Regions from separate parts of the Mus musculus genome. Here region 2 is linked to region 1. The links are chromatin contacts, found by POLR2A ChIA-PET in ENCODE. All regions are on one chromosome and are shown on one strand. The core of a region is the stretch at or near the end of the contact, and the rest is flanking DNA. Distances in the headings are between cores, read along the strand shown. Region 1 holds the start of Mcm4 (minichromosome maintenance complex component 4). Region 2 holds the start of Cebpd (CCAAT/enhancer binding protein (C/EBP), delta).

Evidence for each region. ChIA-PET counts read pairs that join two places held with the same protein, here RNA polymerase II (POLR2A).
Region 2: POLR2A ChIA-PET joins it to region 1 with 16 read pairs in embryonic stem cell. The contact joins the promoter of Cebpd here to the promoter of Mcm4 in region 1. POLR2A ChIA-PET finds 5 or more read pairs at or near these places in 3 of 5 experiments (Patski and embryonic stem cell).

What each region holds. Positions count from the first base shown.
Region 1 is chr16:15,635,910-15,638,957 of GRCm38, reverse strand. It overlaps Mcm4 (minichromosome maintenance complex component 4), which reads left to right and starts at 1,558. Exons shown (of 16, transcript NM_008565.3): 1 at 1,558-1,847; 2 at 2,176-2,337; 3 at 2,609-2,772; 4 at 2,864-2,965. The coding sequence starts at 1,778. It overlaps Prkdc (protein kinase, DNA activated, catalytic polypeptide), which reads right to left and starts at 1,092. Exons shown (of 86, transcript NM_011159.2): 1 at 916-1,092. The coding sequence starts at 1,069.
Region 2 is chr16:15,885,633-15,888,680 of GRCm38, reverse strand. It overlaps Cebpd (CCAAT/enhancer binding protein (C/EBP), delta), which reads right to left and starts at 1,395. Exons shown (of 1, transcript NM_007679.4): 1 at 1-1,395. The coding sequence starts at 1,356. The coding sequence ends at 550.

The sequences.
Region 1 (3,048 bases), core at 309-2,808:
GATCCCGATGGTGAAAACCAGCTACCCCCCAAAATTGACACCCTAGACAACAGGAAGCAGCTTAAGAGACACAACACCCTTGCTCCCTTTTCACCATGGCTTTCCCCTCCCTTTTTCTTTCCTTCTCTTTATTATAACAAGGGAGGTATGTTGGCATCAGGACCTCCCAAACCTATGACATCACATAGGCGACAGCAAGGCCAGCAGACCTGTTGCCAAGACATCAGGCACCATATTCCCAGAATATCCACTTGGCTCACCTCCCACCTTTACCTGTGTTGTCATTTTCCATATAAATAAAGGGAATGTCCCTCCCTCTCTCACTCTCTCTCTCTCTGCGCCTTCTCTTTCTGCCACCCCCTCCAAACCTCTTACACGTGGAACTGTTTTTGGCCCAGTGTGCTGTGTTCAGATTCGAGCCTCTATTTTAACACATCAATTACTAAATGGTTAAAAAGAGCAAGGCACGTGTGGTACCTCACATCTATAACCCCAGTATTTGAAGGCTTGTTCTACATACATAGTAAATTCCAGACTATCTTGGGCTATAGCCCAAGATAGGAAATACCTAACCTAAAAAATAAAAATGTCTACAGAATTGCATGACTTTCATTAATTTTTGCAATTATTCTGAAAACATGGTGCAACGAAAAAAGGATTTTTGTCAAGGTCCTATTGAGTTCAAGCGAGTTTATTCTGGAAGAAAATACTTCCATCTTGCACTCTCATCCAACTTTGGATAAAAATGACTACCAAACTTGGTGGTCATTTTCCAACACCTGTTTTAAAGCATCTTCCTCAGATACTAGGAAGAGAGCAGTATACACATCTACCAATTCCATAAACTTTACGGGACGTTGACTACACGCACCACGGAGAGAAACGCTGAGCCCTGCGTCTAGGGACCTTACCCACCCTGCACTGCAGAGCTAGTGCTCAGCACGCACTCCTGCCCCAGACTACGAATCAGCTGGTAACTGGCCCCGGCAGCACTGCAGCGGTCTGCTGCGGACAGGAACTCCTGCAGCTGCAGTAGCCAACACCGTACGCCGGTTCCCTCCTCCGCCATCACGCCGGCACCGCTTCGCGCATGCGCGTCTCAGCACTCTAGCCAGCTCTTCCCTGAAGGCCCAGCCGGAACTGCTCCCTTATACTCTCGCGGGGGTGGGGGGGTGAAGACGCGCACCGGCCTGCAGATCTGTAGCGTTTAACATGTACACATCGGAATGCAAAGGGACAGAACCAGTCTAACCATGCGGAGATATCACAGATTGGTGTTTGCACTCGGGACAACGCAAATGTAAACACACAAGGGAGTTGTGCCGGCCCCGGGTTTCCCGCCAAAACGCAATCCCGCTGCAGGCTGGCCCATCCAAGGCGAGGGGCGTGCAAGTGAATCTAGGCTGTAATTCCTAGGTAGCGGTCGAGAACTCCCCCTCCGGCTTGCAGTGGCGCCTTCCGGAGGCGGAGCTACACGCCTTTGCCGCTGTGATTGGCCGGAAACCTTTTCTCAGAGTTCACTTACGGCGCTTTCCGGAGGCGGAGCTACGCGCGCTTGCCTCTTTGATTGGCCAGGCGTCTTCGGTCGCTGTGACGACAGAGCGGCTGGCGGGAATCGCTTCACCCTGCGGGCCCAGGAACGTTCTCCTGGGTGGCGCAGAACCCTGACTCGCCGTTTTGTGCGCGTTTGCAACTAACCCGGATCCGAGGTACGAGAGGTCCCGGAGCGGGACAACTGAGAGCCAGATTTCTTTTGTCGCGCAGCAACCACAGCACCATGTCGTCCCCGGCATCCACCCCGAGCCGCCGCAGCAGCCGACGCGGACGAGTCACCCCAACCCAGTCCCGTGAGTTCCCTCCTTCATCTGCCCCCTTTCCGCCTCGTGTCTCTTCCCGCAGCACTGTGGAAAGTCCTGAGTCCTTCGAGCCTGGTGTGTGGTTGACAGGCCTTGAGCATATAGTAGCCTCTGTCACCCACATACTGGGCTCTCGTCTCCAGGCAGTCTGGCGTGGTCAGTTCAGTTGACCCACCTTTTCCTACACCTTGTCCCTCTGTTCCAGTTTGAGGGTTTTGGGGGGGGGGTGTTCTTGTTTAAGTAATATGACTACCCTAAGGCACTTCCTGGAAGACTAAGCTTGAGCGTTGATCGTCTTTTTTGTTTTGTATGACGGAAGTTCGAAGTGAGGAAAGCAGGTCGTCACCCAATCGGAGACGTAGAGGCGAAGATTCTTCCACCGGAGAGCTACTGCCAATGCCCACCTCACCAGGAGCCGACCTGCAGAGCCCACCTGCACAGAATGCCTTGTTTTCCAGCCCTCCTCAGATGCATTCTTTAGGTGGGTCAGCCGTCGGTTTTGCTGGTTTACCAGTTGCTATTATTCTGTGTGTACTGATAGATTCTTCACTGAAACACCTGAGGAGAGAAGCAGAGTTGGTACATTTTAGGACCTAGTGAGCAAAGAAAGCATACTTTATAGTAGAACTACAATTGGGGTATGAAAGATTGCAGTAAAGTATTCTGTTTAAATTGTCAAACAGCATTCCGGAATTGGGATTTGATGTGCTTATGGGGATTTCATGGTAAAGCTAAATATCTTGTCTTTATAGCTATTCCTTTGGACTTTGATGTTAGTTCACCATTGACATATGGCACTCCCAGCTCGCGAGTGGAAGGAACCCCAAGAAGTGGGGTGAGAGGCACACCTGTAAGGCAGAGGCCAGATCTGGGCTCAGCACGAAAGGGTTTGCAGGTGGATCTGCAGTCTGATGGCGTGAGTACAAAGCAGATCTCTGATGGTGTTACCTTGAGAGCATAAAGTAGGTCATCCCATTAACATGTTTCTATCCTCGCTTTCTCAATAGGCAGCAGCAGAAGACATCGTACCAAGTGAACAGTCTCTAGGCCAAAAGCTTGTGATTTGGGGAACAGATGTGAATGTGGCAACATGTAAAGAGAATTTTCAGGTAAGCTTATGTACACTAAAACTCAGTCTGAGACTTCGGGTGAAAGTATAACCTATGTGTGAATAGCCATGGTGCATAATAGC
Region 2 (3,048 bases), core at 146-2,645, 250 kb before region 1:
TCCGCCCCAGGTCAGCCTACTCTGGGATCACACACATGAATTAGTCATGCTTTCCCGTGTTCCTTCCGCGGGCAATAGAGACCGCGAGGAAACGCGTCCATCTCCTTACCCCGTGTGGGCAACGCACCTGGTCGGGTGGCTCCCAGGTGCTTGCTTTTCCCTGGTGAAGTCTCAGTATGTTGTGTGCGGGAGAGAATGAACATAGGAAGCTGCAGCGATTTAAATGCTTCTTTATTCTTACAAATACTGTAAAAATGAATATAAAAAGCATGCGCAGTCTCTTCCTCTTATCTACAAAAGTCTGTCGGAAATGTCTTTTCTACAAATGTACCTTAGCTGCAATGGTAATAAGACGTAGAAAATGCTACCATTATAAAAAATAATTTAAGGGGAAAGATTAATATAGCTTCTCTCGCAGTCCAGTGCCCAAGCTGCAGCTTCCTGTCGCTCGCAGGTCCCAAAGAAACTAGCGATTCGGGCGGCGTCTGCTCCCCGCTGTCGGGGTCTGAGGTATAGGTCGTTCAGAGTCTCAAAGGCCCACGCCGCGCGTTACCGGCAGTCGGCGCCGGTGGGCGGCAGGAAAGGCGGGCTGGGCAGTTTTTTGAAGAACTGCCGGAGGCCAGCCAGGTCCCGGGTGAGCTGCTCCACGCGCTGATGCAGCTTCTCGTTCTCGGCCGACAACTCCACCAGCTTCTGCTGCATCTCCTGGTTGCGGCGCTTGGCCTTGTCGCGGCTCTTGCGCACAGCGATGTTGTTGCGCTCGCGCCGCTGCCGGTACTCCGGGCTGCCGCGGTCCGGACCCCTCTTGCCCGCGCCCTTTTCTCGGACTGTGCCGGGCGCGAGGCTCGGCCCCGGGCTGCCTCGAGGAGGCTCCGGCGAAGTGGGTGGAGTGGGCTGAGCCGCGGCCGCCAAGCTCACCACTGTCTGCGCGCACACCGCCACTTGCGCCGGCAGCAGGGAGCCCGGCGCGTCGCCGTCGCCCCAGTCGGGTTCGCGCTTGAGCGGCCCCCTAGCGACAGACCCCACACCCGGGGGTCGCGTAGGGCCGCCCTGCAGCAGCTCCAGGCCGCCCGCGCCGGCCGCTTTGTGGTTGCTGTTGAAGAGGTCGGCGAAGAGTTCGTCGTGGCACAGCTCTAGGGTGGGCACGGCGGCCATGGAGTCAATGTAGGCGCTGAAGTCGATGGCGCTCTCGTCGTCGTACATGGCAGGAGTCGTGGAGCCCAGCTCCCCCAGATCCCCTGGCTCGGGCCCTCGGCCGGGCTTGTCCACCCTGCCTGGCTCGTAGAAGGCCGCGGGTTCTGTGGGCCAGGGTGTGCCGCGCACCGGGCTGTCCAGGCTGAAAAGCGCGGCGCTCATGGCGGCGTCGGCCGGACCTGGCGTCCAAGTTGGGCTGTCACCTCGCCGGGCCGGACCGCCGCCTTTTCTAGCCCCAGCTGACGCGCACGCCCCGCCCCGGCCCCAGTGGGTCGGAGACCGGAGCGGGGAGGGACTGGGGTGCTGCTGGGAACGACCCGCCCTCTGCCCGCACTCCTTGCCTTCCCTCCTTCCTGTTTGTGCGGTTTGGACCTACTTAGCCGTCCAAGCCTGGAGCGAAATGAAAATCTGGATTTGGCCCCGACACGCGCAAAGCAGGACGCCTTCAGACATAGCAAAGGCGGAACAGGGATCAAGGCTCCGCAGCTCGAGTCCTGGCACCTCCGCCACGAGACCAGAACTAGTGAACCGTGGTTCGCGGACCCGGGCCTCAGCCTCCGGCGGTCCAGAGTGAGCGCAGCCAGTGGGAGCCTCCTGAAATTCGAACCCTCTCCAGCTACACCTCTCGGAGTGCCCAGGCCCAGCTGCCGTCGAGGTTAGGTTCAGCAACAGAGCCTGATAGACGGACAGATCAACCGGGCTCCCCGCTGACCACAAAGCCAACGGAAGAGTGATGGCCACCCTAACCGCGGTGCGTTTCTCCGCACCTGACAGCGGATCTTGGGTGCTCTGGCATTTCTTCTTGGTTATTAAAGCTGTGCCACCTGGTGGTAGCATAGCATCTTGCTGTTTCTTTTTCTTGCAAATTGTACCCAAAAGGGATATTATTCTGAAATTGTGGCTTGCTGAGAGAAAGCTAAGATTTACATCAGTACTCACAAAGAGGTGTTAAGTTGCCAGCTCTTCAAAATTCGTGAAAAGATGAAGAGAAATTTCAACCCCAGCTACTCAAACCTGATAGGCTAGGTGGGTAGTTGAACCCCAGGAGTTCAAGTGCCTGATGGCCTGTCTCAAGCAAAAGTCAAGAAAATCATCTGTCCAAATTCAGATGTGTCCCTCATATCCCTCCCCTAATTCATTCCGATTCACCAGGTGTTCTGACAACAAACATCAGCTGATTTACACAGAGCAGCCTAGCTCCTACCTTCAGTTCCTGAGGAAAATCCTAATGAGGGGCTGTGGAATATTTAATGGCTTTTTTTGGAAAAAAAAGGTAAACACAGCCTTGGAATTTCATAATGATCAGTGATGTTTATAAATGGCATATGATGTTGCTATTGTAACTAATTGCCTCTGGGGTTAAAGCCAGCGCACATGTGATATGCATGCACAGGAAAACCCTAGGAGACGTTCGTGGTTCTTAGCCCTGGATGCCATAGAAGCATGATTAGAGAACACGTGTTTATCCCTCAGAGAGACCACATTCCGAGGCTGTTTTCAGTGAGACAACATGCTTGTTTTGATACCTGGGTCCACTCACTACGTTTATGAAAAGTTGTGTTTACAAGACAGCGGGGCCAATTAGAATGTCTCAGAAGGACAGGCTACCGTGGCCACTATTGGGCCGCACCTGAAAGCTCTGTGTATTCAGAAACCCGCCAACCAGTGCGTACTTTTCAATTTTCCAGAAATGGAGAAAGGCAACATGACAGAACAACAAAGCATGAATATAGTGTGACATTTGAGAGCTGTTAAAGTTTAGCCCCTGTGACAGTCATTTGTGATCCTTTCATGACTGTTCCCACACACTGTGCCAATCTCAAGGACCTTTCCTAGCACCGTGGGTGGCAACAA